Regions from separate parts of the Homo sapiens genome. Here region 2 is linked to region 1. The links are chromatin loops, found by intact Hi-C in ENCODE. Cell type or tissue: PC-9. All regions are shown on one strand.

Region 1 (8,000 bases):
AAGGCATGCTGGGGAAGGAAATGTTTAAACATTTGCTTCTTACACAGACATTTATTGAATATCTGGCATGCCTTAGGCATTGTTATTTGGTGTTGTATGTACCCAGATAACAGCTGCAGTCCCTGCCCTCAGGGTGCTCAAAGACAGCGAAGACAGATGATTCTACAGACAGTTAGGGAGCAGGATGTAAGTGCTACTCCAAAGGTAAGCACAGGACTCTCTGAACGCCTCACTTGGGAAATGGGAGAAGTCAGGGAAACCTTGATGGAGATGATTCCTGAGCTAGGAACTGAAGGATGAGTGGGGACAGCAAAGGCTTGGAGGACAAAGTCATGCTGGATTACAGGAACTGCAGGTAACTCAGTACGTTTGGAGTTCAGGGCACAAATGGGGATGAGCCATGAGAAGTTGATTACAAGTAGCCTTGTAAGCCATGTCACCTAAGAGAGTAAGAAATAAAAGAGTTTTAGAGCATGATACTTCCAGATTAGCAGTCTAGAAATAAGACTGGCTGCATTGTAGAGACTTGGAATAGAAGCGGACGAGAATGAAGGCAGAAACTTTCAGGAGATTGTTGCAGTAATTTGGGAGATAAGTGGGTAGAGACAACAGAGTTAGAACAGAGACAACAGAGTTAGAACGATTAGGGCTTGCTCCCCAAGTGGATATGGTCGCAGTTCCTAGGACTCCAAGATCTCTGTCCACTTCGCTGTCTCACTTCATGTCAGTCTGACCCCAGCCTGCCTTCTAAGTCTTGTTTTCTTCTCTTCATGAAATGCTTAAGTCTTGTGCTTACTGTCCCCAGAACTCGCTTGGTGATTTAATGTCTGTTACCTTTGATTACACCTTTATCTTCACCTAGAATGGAGCTCATCTGTTCCCTTTACCTTCTTAGATCTCTGACTTATGAATCCTTTGGAATAATTCCATGCTAGAATGATCTCTTTGTCCTCTGAAGTCATAGCACTTAATATCTCTATCAGTCAATGACAAATAATTATGTTTTGCCTTGTCACATCTCTTAATTGCTTTGAATTGCTAGTCAATCTTGAGCCATTGCAGCAGGTAGAGAGGTGAATTGGCTCTCCTGAATTCCTACTCCCAGCCCTAATTTCCTGTATAACCCAGGGGGAATGACTTTTCTCCCCTCATTAGTGTAGTAACACATATTTGATGCAGAACACTTAGAAAATCTCTAAAAGTGTGCAAAATGAAGTAACTACTATCACAAACACCTTGGAATACTCACAGGTAATTATTCTTGTAATGTCCTCCCCATCCATTTTGTCACCGTTTCTTTAGGATTACATGTGTGCGTCTATGCATCATAGCTAGGATCATCCTATACATGCTGTTTTTCAATTTGATTTTTTCATTACCATATTGTAAGATTCTTGTGTCAAAACATAGGAGAATCTTCAAGTCCAAATTGAAAGTGGAGCTAAATTGTTCTCAGGGAGAGTTGTACAGATGAGTATCCCCTATCTGAAATGCTTGAGACCAGACAATTTTCAGATTTCAGATTTTTGGGATTTTATAATATTAGCACTATGCTTACCCATTGAGCATCCCAAATCTGAAAATTCAAAATCCTCCAATGAGCATTTCCTTCAAGAAATGTGGTAGTCAAAAAGTCATATTTTGGAGCATTTCAGACTTCAGATTTTTTGATTTGGGTTGCTCAGCCTTACCAAAAACTGAATAGTGACTATCTCTGGGAGGAGGGAGGGGAACTTTGGCTTTTCAGTGATATCTTTCTATAATGTTGAATGTGTGCATTTATGATGAGTCTAAATGATTTTTAGAGTTGTCACCCATAGTTTATAGGTGACAGTAATTTATACTTCTACCTAATCCAGGCTTATATTTACATTTAAAAAGAAGTATAACACCAACTTTACTGACTAGATAGATAAACAATTTTAATTTACTGAAATTTCACCTTTTCACCATGATTATAGGTCCTTTTTCCATTAGTTGTTTCCATTTCCTTTGCTGTCTAATGACTTAGATTTGAGTCCTAGGTAATAAATACATGTGATCTTTCACAAGTCACTTAGTGTTTCTAAGCTTTAGTTTGCTTATGAGTAGAATAAGAGGAATGATACTTCAAATTATTGTGAGGATTGAGATCAAGTATTGAAAGTGCTTTGTAAATTGTAAAAAGTATATAATTATTGATTTTTTATTGATTTTTATATTAGTCAATGGTCATGAGCAGTTAAGCCAACTTTGCTTTTTTAAAAATTCATTTGGAGAAAGACTAAAAAGGCAGAGGTGCCTTCATTAATATTTATTTTGGTGCAATGTGGGATCCATGAGATTTGGGTTTGTGCCACATTTCTGCTGCTAATTATTAGCTATATATACAGCTGAAATGCACTGAACAAGCACAGTTTTGGCCAGGCCCAGAAATGTTCAGGGAGCACCTGGCTGGACATACATCAGAGAGCTTGGTGACCTGATAAAGCATTCATGCAAGCTCCTGGAGACTGTTTAACTGGATGACAGTAGAAGGAAACTATTTATGCAAATTTTGCTAACTGAAGTTCTCCCACACCCTTGAGTCCACATTTCACAGGCTTGTGAGATGGAAATGGGTCAAAATCAGGTTCTAATAATCTCTTTGTCATCTGCAGTCATGCCTGAGAAGGTCTGATATGGTCTTCTGAATCATCAAGGGAAGGTAGAATTTCATCCAACATGACTTTTGTGCATTTGCTGTATTCAGCTCCCTGGAAACATAGGTGCCTTAATTTTATCAGTTATCCAGAACACTGAATTCTGGATAATAGAGGAACAGGGCTGTGTAAACAACTCTGCTGAGTAATAGATGGCCTCCTGGCCTCTGGTTTCTGACTCTGTATTCCCTTTTATCCAAGGACAAGATGTTACAAAAATAATTCAGAGTGACTCCCAAGGGCAGCCCCGTGAACTTGCTGGTCCCTCCGACTGTGCTAGCAGAGGAGGATGAGTCACCAGCAGCAGAATGTTGACTCTCCCAGTGCTATTAGTGGATGTCCCAGCCAGACGCGACAACCAGGAAGACAAGCTTTGGGAAAGTTCTTTCTGACTCATTAACATCATGATTTACACAAGAAAACCTCTAGCTTCTCATTTTATTTTATTTTTTAAAGAAGTTTCCTTTTTGTATGTGTGTATAGCGAGGTGGGGCAAAGGTATGGATCCCTCAAATGAATATTCAAATTAGCTCTTACCCATAGCAGTATTTGAACTGTTTGCTCAGTTAAATTTTATTGTCCTTTCTCAATGTACAGTGCCTATATATCCATCAAAGAGTAGCAGATTCATTAAGAATCTTTAAAAAGAAGGACATTATTTTTACACAGTTGAATTTCAGGTGTCCTATGCCCATGCCTTTCCCATCATTTCCTATGTGTGAGAACCCCCACCCCACGTAGCACACCTTCACATACTGGGGACTTTCCACTTGAGGAATTCACATGAATCTGGGGATCTGCATTCTCCTTGGGTAGTATCCCCTCAGAAGAAAATCCAGACTCCTTAGGGGGCATTTGTAGCCTGGGCCCAGTTTTCCTCCTTACCTCATCTTTTTTGGTTCTACACAAACCTGTTTAGTCTTCAGTCAAGTGCCTTACCCTCCGGCTTTCCTCCTCCTCCTCCTCCTCCTCCTCCTCCTCCTCCTCCTCCTCCTCCTCCTCCTCCTCCTCCCTCCCCCTCCCCCTCCCCCTCCCCCCTCCTCCTCCCCCCCTCCCCCTCCCCCCCTCCTCCTCCCTCGTCCTCCTGCTCCTCTTCTTTTTTTTTCTCTTTTTCTTTTGGGATGCAGTCTTGCTCTGTTGCCCAGGCTGGAGTGCAGTGGCACAGCTCACTGCAACCTCCACCTTCTGGTTTAAGCGATTCTCCTGCCTCAGCCTCCCAAGTAGCTGGGACTACAGGTGCTCACCACCACACCTGGCTAATTTTTGTATTTTTAGTAGGGACAGGGTTTCACCATGTTGGCCAGGCTGGTCTCAAAGTCCTGACCTCAAGTGATCCACCCGCCTCGGCCTTCCAAAGGGCTGAGATTGCAGGCGTGAGCCATCGTGCCCAACCCCACTTTCCTTCTTTTGCTATTTCTTCATGTTTCCCTTATTTGGAATGTTGTCCTCACTCAGCTCCTGTTTTCATCCTGTTTGTATCCCACCTTCTTCGTAGTGATAGTAGTAGTATTGCATGCCTGCTGTGAGCCAGTTTTCCTACTGTGTTTATGTATATATTTTTCCAAGAGTTTAAAATAAGCCTGTAAAATAATTATGATTATCCTTATTTGCAAATGAGAAAACAGTCATAGAAAGTTAAAAATTATTCAAAGCCAGCTACTAAGTGGCAGGGCTGAGGTTTTCCTGAGCCTGAACATTCAACCCCACCATGCTGGTTTTCCCTGCCGTCCTCTGGATCCGATCAAACTCACTACACCAGCCCCACTCTTAGACCTTCTCCAGACGTGCTCTTTTCGCTTGGTCGGGTGTGTCCTGTGTTTGGCAATCAGTCATGTATTATTACCTTGCTATGTGCTTGGGTTGCTAATTCTTCTTTGGCGATATATCTTTTGTTGTTTTCTTTTCTTCTTACTGAGCTGTGCATCGCAGGCTTTACACAATGCGTTTTTGTTGATTTTACTTAATTAATGATGTCCTGGAACAAGTGAGTTATTTCTCCTAGTTATATTTAGCCCAATTAGTTATTTACATCCTACCATAATATTTGCCTCCACTAATTGCTAAGTAGTCTTGCAAATTATCCTTCAGTCTTCTTTTTCTATGCTTTTATTCCTGGGAAGGAAAGACAAAAGAAGCTCCGTGGCTGGAGTCTGTAGTGTATCCCATCCCCTGCAAAGAAACCAACAGAAAAATTAAGTGGAATGACCAGGCATTGCCACTAAATAGTTTGATACTTTGAAATGGATGCCAGTTTGGCTAAATTCAAGTGTTGTCTGTTAGACAAGGGCTATTCGTAAAAGAATTGTGAATGTAAGCATGCTCTGGACTGTGCTTCAAGGATGCAAAAAAGTGTCATTGAGACTGCCTTCCTATGTGCAGAGTGGGAAAAGGAGCATTTATCTTGAGAAAGAATAACTGCATCTGATCACCGTTTTCAATTCATTGATAGGGAAATACAATTAAAGATTCCTAACCTATTTCAGGATACCCATCTACCATCTAAATCTCCAAGACTTGGATAGCTTCCCCGTTCCCGAGTAGTTCCCCATTGACAGGCATGCACTGAACTCTTCATTTACGATAACCGTTGTTTCCATGAAATACACTGAAAATTTTGCACAGTTGCAAGGTACACAGAATGGATTTTGAATTCTTTTGGTTGTACGAAGCATCCCTAGATGTGATCATGAAGTTAGACACCTGGGACTGTGAGAAAATAAGTCATGTGTAAGAAGAGTGGTTTGGCAGAATTTTAAAAATAGACCTTCCATGCTTTGTGGGTATAGTTTCTACATATTCTAGATCTTTGTGGTACCATTATATGGCTGTAGGAGGTAACCAACTGAAGAGCTTTCTGGGAGGAGAAGCTTATTGTGAAATGAAGACTGTGCATATGCGTTGTATGGGTCTCAGTCCAGCTGTTTGTATTGAAACATCATAGGCTATACATTGTGAGAAAAGAGAAGTAATCTTGTGGTAACCAAAGAAGTTTGAGGTGAAATATGTCTCACTGTTTCATATTCAGCTGGGGAATGTCTCACTGTTTTATATTCACTTTCTTATATTTGCTGAAATAAAAACAAAAATAAGGTAAATTTGATTAGTAGTAACCTTGTTGGGTCCTTTAAAACAGTGTTTTTCAAACTGTAGTCTGTTAATCTTTACTGGGCTGTGAAATCTGTTTTGTGGGTCTTGTTTAGCATTTAAAAATGTATTAAATATAAGAAAATGTAGAATAGAAGGTAGAGGGAATGGCACATAGTAAGGATCAATATCTTTTTGTGAAACTTGTATGTCATATACACACATGTGTACTACAAAATATATTTTTTACGGTGGATCATGGTCAAAAAAGACTGCAAAGCTGTTTTAAGCATGGCTGTCAGCATAGGTTCCTAGGATATCAGACAATGATGTGTAACCCTAGCTGGATTCTTGGCTGAATGCTAGGGGAAACTGGGGCAGACTGGGGAGGAGTGAGAGGTGGCACAGTGGCTCCAGAGGCGCTGTGGTGACCTGCCGATCCTGCTCTGCCCTGATGCTGCTGCCGCCTTGGTGAAGACTAAGTGCATTACTCATTATATGGATAGGGTTCGCTGAGAGCTCTGCCAGCAGTTTAAGATTGGAGTCTTTGTTGGCAGGGCAGTTTCAAAGCTGAACATAAAAACTGGTTACAGTTTTTTGGTTGAGGGGGCCAAGTGTAGGGGGGCCATGTAGAGAAAGATTTTTCTTGAGATTTCCTGGTTTTTTTTTGTTTGTTTTTTGAGACGTAGTCTTGCTCTGACACCTAGGCTAGAGTGCAGCAGCATGATCTTTGCTCTCTGCACCCTCTGCCTCCCGGGTTCAAGCGATTCTCCTGCCTCAGCCTCCTGAGTAGCTGGGATTACAGGCACCCACCACCACGCCCGGCTAACCTTTTTTGTTTTTTGTTTTTTGTTTTTTTTAGTAGAGACGGGGTTTCACCATATTGGCCAGGCTGGTTTCGAACTCCTGACCTCAAGTGATCCGCCCACCTTGGCGTCCCAAAGTGCTGGGATTACAGGCGTGAGCCATTGTGCCCCGCCTCGTTTTGTTTTGTTTTCTCTCCTAACTTACATTTTGAGGCAATAGCTGAGTACCTTTGGTGCATAGACTGAAATGGACATTTGCCATTTGGGGGGTTGTCTAGCATTGGAACCCCCTTTGTTTCTAGAGTGGTCTCCCATTGTTGCTGTGGAAGCTGAAGGAGGTGCAGACACATAACTGAGGGCAAACTAGGTTCAACCTCTTCGATTCCTCCTCGTCAGGACTTTGAATCTGGAGGGAGTGGTGCAAACATACAGAGGTGGCTTGAGATCATTCATGGAAGCAGCAGAGTTGGGAGTCCAGTCCTGGTGATGGCTGGTGACCGGTGGAGGCTGTGCGAGCAGTGGTGTCCTTATCAGGCTGTTCCTCTGTCCTTCTGTCTTTCCCTTAAACTCATTTTACCCTTAGGTAAGCAGAGCTGGTTTCTGTTGATTGTACCCAAGAACACTGAGTGGATATAGGAAGCATGTTAGATTTGTGTCTGCCCTAAATGAACTTAGTATGTGACAGGTGAGAAGAAGTAGGTGAATGCTTGGTAGACACAAATAGTAAAATTTAGCAAGGGGTGGAAGGATTCAGGGTTGTTTTCCTTTGTATTCCTTTAAATTATGGGTACCTTCAAGCTTTGTCAGATGACTTATCAGCAGGAGATTCTATGTCTTTACATTGTGACATTTTGGAAATACATGTTAATAAAAAATGAGCTATGTTAGGTGCAGTACAAAATGGTTTCAAACTTTTATAAGTTAGGGTTTGTTTTATTTGTTTCTTTTTTCAGTTTTAAGCTTTTTAAAAGCCTTGCGCATACTCACAGAAAACTGATTTCCTAATGGGTGTGAGCATTTTATTTTAGCATTAAGAGATTTAGGGAAATCTTGAATCATCATCACAACAACCCTGTAAAGTAGATACTTCTATTATTCTGAGGAAACAAACTCAACAGAGGTTAAGAAACTGGCCTAAGGTCTCAGACAGTGGGTGTTAGAGCTGGGATCTGGACCCAGGTTAGGGTGACTCCAAGAGCAGGCTTTTAACTGCTTCTATAAGGAACTTTGGAGGGCATCCAATACTTTTTCATTATGCAGGGTTTGAGCTCAGAGAGGTTAAGAGGCTTGCTCAACACCAGGCAGGTCCTAGTGGATCTGGGCTGGAACATGGGCCTCTTTCTGACTGGTGGGAAGAAGCTCTCGCACAAGCTCTGTTCCTCTTGCACCCTCCCCTCCTTTCCTTGCTGTCTGCCTTTTTCCTGCAAGA
Region 2 (8,000 bases), 87 kb before region 1:
CACAAGTCTGCCTGAAACTGACCACACTTCAAAGGACTTGCTTCTAATTGACTAATCTATTAACTTTTCAGGCTGCAGGAAGACTTAGAGGCATCATCCTGCCTTGGCTTCTGGTTGCCAAGGTGTTCTGCCTGATACCAACTTTGTCAGCAGTCACCAACTAGCCATGCTTTTCCCTTGAAGGCACATGTAGATTGCCTAACCATCCACACCAGGCAAACAATTCTTCAAATGTCATGCCCTTTGCACTTCTGTTCAGATCCAGCCTTAGAGAAGCTTGTGAAGCAATGACTGTTTTAATTGGTCTCCTGGGTACCCAGGCCTAATCCTTTACCAAGTCACTAGTTATCCCATGTTCCTTATCTGTCTGTCTATCCATCTATCCTTCCATCCTCATCCAATACTTACAGAATGCCTATGGCTGCAAATACAAGGATGACTGCTTGGTTCCTGCTGTCCATAAACTCACAGCCTGGGATAAGGTAGGGTAGAGTGAATAGATATGCAAGCAAAATAGAATGGATTGTGATAAGGGAAAGTAGAAAAGTACATGCAAAGTACTCTGGGAAACTAAAGGAGGAATTCTGCCTACCTTGAGGAACTAAGGAAGTTTTCAGGGAGTGCGTGCAGGTAACCGTAGGGTAAGATTGGCTGGGAGCCAAATTGTGCTAGACCTTGTGCACCTGACTGTGGCAATGGCTGCTTCAGCAACAGGGAGCCTTTCTTTCCTTTTGTTATTTCCCTGCATCTTACAACGTTAAGGCCTTGGTCCCTGCTAATAATAAAATAATAATCAACTTTATAAAGAGCTTACAATATGCCAGATACTGTACTAAGTGCTTTATATTTTTTTTTTGGGTGGGGGGTGGCTGTTGGGCAGTGTCTCACTCTGTCACCCAGGCTGGAGGGCAGTGGCACAATCATGGCTCACTGCAGCCTTGACCTCCTGGGCTCAAGCCTCCCACCTCAGCCTCCCAAGTAGCTGGGACTACAGGCATGCAACACCATTTTTTTGTAGAGACGGTCTCTCTCTGTTTCCCAGGCTGGTCTTGAATAACACCTGGGCTCAAGTGATCTTCTTGCCTCAGCCCTCCAAAGTGCTGGGATTACAGACATGAGCCACTGCACCCAGCTTATTATTTAACTTAATCTTCACAACAACTTTAGAAGATAGAAAATAGGAGATGCTGTAATGGTGAGAGTTTTAGAGCATTCCTGAGGACCTGGAGAAAACTTGCTGCCGAGAAGGAAATTTTGAAGGTTTCATTGGTTGAAAAAGGTGTCTCTGGAATCACACTCCTAGATCTTTCTTAAAGACTTGAAAAGAATTAGATTAGGGGCCAGGTACAGTGGCTCACACCTGTAATCCCAGCACTTTGGGAGGCCGAGGTGGGTGAGTCACCTGAAGTCAGGAGTTCGAGACCAGCCTGGCTAACATCTTGAAACCCTATCTCTACTAAAAATACAAAAAATTAACAGGGTGTGGTTGTGCACACCTATAATGCCAGCTATTTGGGAGGCTGAGGCAGGAGAATCGCCTGAACCCGGGAGGCAGAGGTTGCAGTGAGCTGAGATCGCCCCACTGCACTCCAGGCTGAGCAACAAGAGTGAAACTCTGTCCAAAAAAAAAAAAAACAATTAGATTGAGGCCATGGGGGACATAGAAGGTCACCCCATCTCTGATCTTCGCCATCACAATTGCTACAATCGGCTCTTTCCAATTTGGCTACAACACTGGGGTCATCAATGCTCCTGAGATGATCATAAGGGAATTTATCAACACTTTGAAGGACAAGGCAAATACCCCTCCCTCTGAGATGTTGTGCTTGTCCCTTTGGTGCTTGTCTATGGCCATATTCTCCATTGGTTGTATGATTAGCTCCTTTTCTGTTGGACTGTTTGTCAACAGCTTTGACAGGCGTAATTCAATGCTTACTGTCAACCTGTTGGCTGCCACTGGTGGCTGCCTTATGGGACTGTGTAAAGTAGCTGAGTTGGTTGAAATACTGATCCTGGCCTACTTGGTTATTGGCCTCTTCTGCAGACTCTGCACAGGTTTTGTGCCCACGTACATCGGAGACATCTCACCTATTGGCCTGCAAGGTGTCTTTGGCACTCTCAACCAGCTGGGCATTGTTGTTGGAATTCTGGTGGCCCAGATCTTTGATCTGGAATTCATCCTGGGGTCTGAAGACCTATGGCCTGTGCTATTAGGCTTTCCCATCTCTCCTGCTATGCTACAAAGTGCAGCCCTTCCTTTTTGCCCTGAAAGTCCCAGATTCTTGCTCATTAACAGAAAAGAAGAGGAGAATGCTAAGGAGATCCTCCAGTGGTTGTGGGGCACCCAGGATGTATCCCAAGACATCCAGGAGATGAAAGATGAGAGTGCAAGGATGGCACAAGAAAAGCAAGTCACTGTGCTGGAGCTCTTTAGAGTATCCAGCTACCGACAGCCCATCATCATTTCCATCATGCTCCAGCTCTCTCAGCAGCTCTCTGTAATCAATACTGTGTTCTATTACTCAACAGGAATCTTTAAGGGTGCAGGTGTTCAAGAGCCCATCTGTGTCACCATTGGTGTGGGTGTGGTTAATACTATCTTCACTATAGTTTCCCTATTTCTAGTGGAAAGGGCAGTAAGAAGGACTCTACATATGATAGGCCTTGGAGGGATGGCTTTTTGTTCCATCCTCATGTCTGTTTGTTTGTTATTGAAGGATGAGTGTAATGGGATAAGCTTTGTCTGTATTGGGGCTATCTTGGTCTTTGTGGTCTTCTTTGAAATTGGGCCAGACCACATTCCCTGGTTTATTGTGGCTGAACTCTTCAGCCAGGGCCCTGGCCCAGCTGTGATGGCAGTGGCCGGCTGCTCCACCTGGACCTCCAACTTCCTAGTCAGATTGCTTTTCCCTTCTGCTGCTTACTATTTAGGAGCCTACGTTTTTATTATCTTCACCGACTTCCTCATTACCTTCTTGATCTTTACCTTCTTCAAAGTCCCTGAGATGTGTTACAGGACTTTCAAGGATATCACATAGGCCTTTGAGGGGCAGGCACACGATGCAAATAGATCTGGAAGGACTGTGTCATGGAGATGAACAGTATCCAGCCTGCTAAGGAGACCACCACCAATGTCTAAATCATGCCTCCTTCAACCTCCCTCCCAGCAAGGGAAAGCCACCTCCCTGAATGAGGGAGAGACCTCATAAGGATGAACCCAGGGCTGCTTCTGAATGCTGCTACTTGATTCCTTTCTCCCTCAACAAGACTGGAGCTTGTTGAATTTTCAATGGCTTTTAAAATATTTCATTTCTTGGACATTCTCTTCTGCGTAGGAGAGACCAAGTGAACCTACCCTTCATTTCAGGAGGGATTGACCACTTGGGATACGACAACTTTGCCAGCTCTTCTCCCTTGGGTTCTAATATTGCCCTCTAGGGGATATAGGGGAGGAAAAGTAAGGTGCAGTTCCCCCAACCGCAGACTTACCAGGAAGCAGATACACACACACTGTGGGAAGGCAGACAGGGTTTATGTAAGAGCACCTTCCTCACTTCCATACAGCTGTACACAGCAAATTAACTTGAGTTTTATTTATTTTTACCTCCTGGTTTAATTACATAAATATTATGTTTTAAGTGTAATTTTGCCAAATAATGAAAACATAAGGAAACTGAGGTTAAAAGGAGGTGTTTAAAAGAGGTTATAGAGTAGAAGATTTGATGCTGGAGCGGTTAAGGTGCAATAAGGAGAATTTAGGGAGAAATGTAGTTAATTATTGGAGGGTAAATGATGTGGTGCCTGAGATCTGCACATTACCTCTTAACAATTTCTGTCCTTCAGGTGGAAACTCTTAAGTTTAATTTCTCAGAAAAGTCATATGCCTATATAATAAAGCTACTGATTTCTTTTGGAACTTTTTTCTTTAAAATTATAGTTTATATGTAGTATTACTTGAAGTCCAGGATTATTAACCAAGATGGGCATTGTAGTTAATGGCAGTTGATGGGTTCTAATTTTGGATGGAGTCCAGGGCAGGGAAAGTTATTTCTAGAAAGCCTGTTCCTTCTCACTGGACCAAACAACTCCTTCCCCTTGTAGTAGACTCATTACTTTTTAAGTAACCCCACCACCCATCTGGTGGTAGAGCCATCCAAATGAGAAACCTAAAATAATTGGTTCTTGGTAGAGGTTCGTCATTTCTCCATTTTGTTCTTTAGGAGATTTTAGGTGTTGATTTTTGTTTTACTTTGACCCATATCTTTAAAGGAATTCCAGAAAGAATGTTTATAGCTGACTTGGAATTTGTAGCCTCAGCTCTGGGAGAAGATTTTTTTCTGAACGATTATTATCTAACGTGTGTTGTTGCTTCAGGGTCACGGCATGCTTGTCTATGTCTGTTACCATGACCACCGTGGTCCTGTGCCGAGTGCCCTTAGGGGGATTGAATCTTTCCAATAGGCCATGTTTGAGATAGTATGAGTCAGTGTGCAGTGTAGCCCATACTTGAGAGTATGAATGTATGTGCACTGTCACTTTGCTCTGGGTGGAAGTAGGTTATTGTTGACTTATTTGCTCTGTGTTTATTCCCACAGCCCCCTTTTTCCTATGTTGCTGGATCTCCCTTTCCCTTCTTGGTGCTTACACATCTCAGACCCTTTAGCTGAATGCTTGCTAAAGTAAAATGCTTGAACAGTATTTTGGTTCTCAGTTCTCACTGTTCCCTCTGGTTGTTGAGGCGTCGAATAAAAATGCACATAGCAGTGGGGTTTAGCTGGAAAAGGTGACCTTCTTCCAACTTCACCTCTACTTCTGGCTCCTCAAACAGCGGGTGGACAGTAAGGCAGGGAAGTTGTTTTCTCATTTCTCACTGACCAGACTGTGAATATTTTCATATGGATTTTCTCTTATTAATGTTACTCTGGTGCTTCTTTGTTTTAAGATAAAAATTCTGAATGTACACATGAAAAAAAAAGACAGAAAATATTATCACTCCCATTTTACAGATTAAAAAACTGAGATTTAAAGTAGTAATGTACTACTCACAGCCACACAACTAGGATGAAGCAGAGCTAAAACTCAGCTCTCATTCACTGCCAAGCCTGTGGTCTTAGAGACATAAGCCAGCAGGACTTGGTGTCATTAAGGGACTGGGGAGAGTGGTTCCATTCCCCCAAATCCTCCCCCAGAGAACTTCCTCGTATTTTATAATGGTCATACCTTCAACCCTTTTACCTCCTACCTGGGCTGATTGCAATAATCTGAAAGGGCCCTGTTTGAGGGGCAATGGTAGTTACTGTGGAGAAGGGCTTCAAAGAATATGGATGGTGGTGCCAATTTACCTCCCGGACTGTGGCTGCTGCTGTGTGATGTTGGGGTAATGGTTAATCTGCTCTTGTGTGAGTCAGCTAATGCCCCTCCCAAATCACATAATGCGTTAACTCAGTTAAAAGACACCTGCCCAACTCATCTGAATGTCAGACCTGAGTGTCAGCTCCCATTTTACACTCTGTAAAAGGAAGGAGGATTTTAACTTAACACTCGAAATCTTCAAAGAATACAGTTGATCTTTTTCAGCCAACAGAAAGACTGCTTCCCTGGTTGTATGTGTGTGTGTGTGCGTGTGTGTGCGTGTGTGTGTGCGTGTGTGTGTGTGTGTGTTATTTAACTTAGTGTTGACATCAACTCTGTAGAATTGTATATGTACAGATAAGTAACTGGAAGCTCGGAAAGGTGAAGCCACTTGTTCAAGTTCATGGAGTCAACTTTCTTTTTACATCTCCAGGACACTAACTGTTGGGATAGTTTGTTTAGTTTGCATCCTAGTGGATAAGTGCTCTTCTTAGTGATGATGAAAATTTGAATATCTCTAAAGGGGCATTATTATCCTGGAGTGTGAGACAGTGAAAAGAACAGGAGCTTTGAAGCTAGGTGTGCCCTGTTAAAACTTCAGTTCCTGCTGTGTAATAGTGTAAACACTGGCAAATCACCTAATCTCACCTCAAAAGGTGATTTTGAGAATGAAAGCAGATGGCTGGGAGGTAAGGGTACTTAAATACATGTTAGTCCTTTCCAGGTCCTCATTGCTGGAATTTGAGTGGACATCTCCAGCCATCTCAAGCAAATTGATTAAATACTCAGTGCATTCTTAGAGATATTTTAATTTATTTTAATTGAAACAAACACCTGCCATGTGGCATTTTTAGGAAAATTTAGGGAAGGTCTTGTGAAACTAGGCAAATCATAAAGCTCCCACAGGTTGAGGCTCAACAGACCAATCAGTGAGGCCCATTTTACCCTGGAGGCACTGGGCCAGGTGCCACGAGCGTTCCAGGGGTGAAGGGAAAAGCCTGCCGTACTGGAACTGCAAAACATCTGGTCAAGGAGATATAGCACCAACAGAAGGAAAGACAAACAGCAATAGAAGGCATTAAAAGACACGTTTCCAAGGAATGATGTAGGCAATAAATACTGTGTGAATTCAGGACAGAGAGAGAGATCACTTAGAAAGGTCCAAAAAACCCTTCCTGACTCATTTCCTGTACTTTCTCTTTCTGTCCCTTCATAGCCCTGTGGGTTTCTCTTAGAGTTACCAGGGCACTTATCTCTGTGTAACAAGGTGGAGACAATATCGCCATTGTTTTACAGCTGGTGCCATATTTCTTCCTGAAAATAGAAGCATCTAGGCTTGGAAAAAATCAGTTGAGAAATTAGGTGTAATAGAATAAATAGGTTGGAAAATGCTTGAGGTAGAAAATTGATGCCCAACAATGATAGACTGGATTAAGAAAATGTGGCACATATACACCATGGAATACTATGCAGCCATAAAAAATGATGAGTTCATGTCCTTTGTAGGGACATGGATGAAGCTGGAAACCATCATTCTCAGCAAACTATCGCAAGGACAAAAAACCAAACACCGCATGTTCTCACTCCATAGGTGGGAACTGAACAATGAGAACTCTCGGACACAGGAAGGGGAACATCACACACCAGGGCCTGTCGTGGGGTAGGGGGAGGAGGGTGGGATAGCATTAGGAGGTATACCTAATGTAAATGACGAGTTAATGGGTGCAGCACACCAACATGGCACATGTATACATATGTGACAAACCGGCACGTTGTGCACATGTACCCTAAAACTTAAAGTATATATATATATAAAAAAAGAGTTTAAAAAAAAAAAAGAAAATTGAGACCAAGGATCCAGCTGTTAGAGGAGGGTCAACTTGCTGTGCATACTGCAGGGAGGTTTTGGAAATTTTGGGGGGCAATCTGCAATGGAGAACGCGAGGGCAAAAGGAGGGAGGGCAGAGGGAAAATGGAGAAAGCAGCCACCAGGGCAGCAGAGCTGTGATTCCTACCTACCTACATCTTCAGGGATGGCTGCCAAACCCAGGGAGCTTTGTGTGAGTGCCTTCATTGTAACATGGTGCAAAACAGAGTAGAATGAGGAGGTGGAAGTGTCCCTCCAGAAGTTACCTCACTCTTGAAAGGGCTTTACACTTCCACAGTCCAGGCACCGTGTTGAGAGTTCAAACCAAGTTTACCCAGATCTTTCAGCAACAAACAGGTCTCATCTGACTTCTGAGTTTTATCTCCAAGTCTTTTCTCTTTCCTTCTTGACCTTTCCCTCCCCTCCAAAGCTTACTTAGTACAGTGTCTGACGTATAGTAGATGCTCTACAAATATCTGTCATGCTGAATCAATATAAATATTGTATTATACATGGTTTCTGCTGTCGTGGTACCTAAAATTGAGGGAAGACAATACACGTGCATTTCAGACACAAAAATAAACCTAATCTTAACAATTCTGGGAAGGATATAAATGCCAATTAAATAGGCCTGACACTTTCCTGCCTCTTTTTCAGTGTCCTTCACGGTTCGGTTCACATTTCACAAGCCCCATGAAGTCTATCTGGATTTTCGGTAATGTTTCCTGTCTCTGAAATCTTATGACATTTATGTCTGTATCAGCCATTTGATGCTTGATTA

The links. Hi-C counts contacts between places; a loop is a spot of excess contacts. Peaks named below come from ENCODE experiments on the same cell type or tissue, not always from the same donor. Only the 100,000 strongest peaks of a DNase experiment are listed, where the experiment ranks them.
Region 2: it touches region 1 in a loop (2.8-fold over the local background); 2 of 110 quality-filtered maps call a loop at or near these places.

What each region holds. Positions count from the first base shown.
Region 1 is chr1:64,893,222-64,901,221 of GRCh38, reverse strand. All of the region lies in intron 1 of JAK1 (Janus kinase 1), which reads left to right. Among named protein-coding and RNA genes, the nearest start is that of JAK1, 69 kb to the left of the region's middle. RefSeq lists an enhancer at 5,457-5,526. In PC-9, no CTCF peak of the experiment used is centred here; DNase peaks (open chromatin) are centred at 2,531 and 3,001; H3K4me3 peaks cover 786 bases; H3K27ac peaks cover 4,055 bases.
Region 2 is chr1:64,979,745-64,987,744 of GRCh38, reverse strand. It overlaps LINC01359 (long intergenic non-protein coding RNA 1359), which reads left to right. Exons shown (of 7, transcript NR_119383.1): 5 at 72-482; 6 at 7,877-7,934. It also overlaps a transcript of JAK1 not described here and the pseudogene SLC2A3P2. Among named protein-coding and RNA genes, the nearest start is that of JAK1, 17 kb to the right of the region's middle. In PC-9, no CTCF peak of the experiment used is centred here; DNase peaks (open chromatin) are centred at 134 and 4,424; H3K27ac peaks cover 1,124 bases.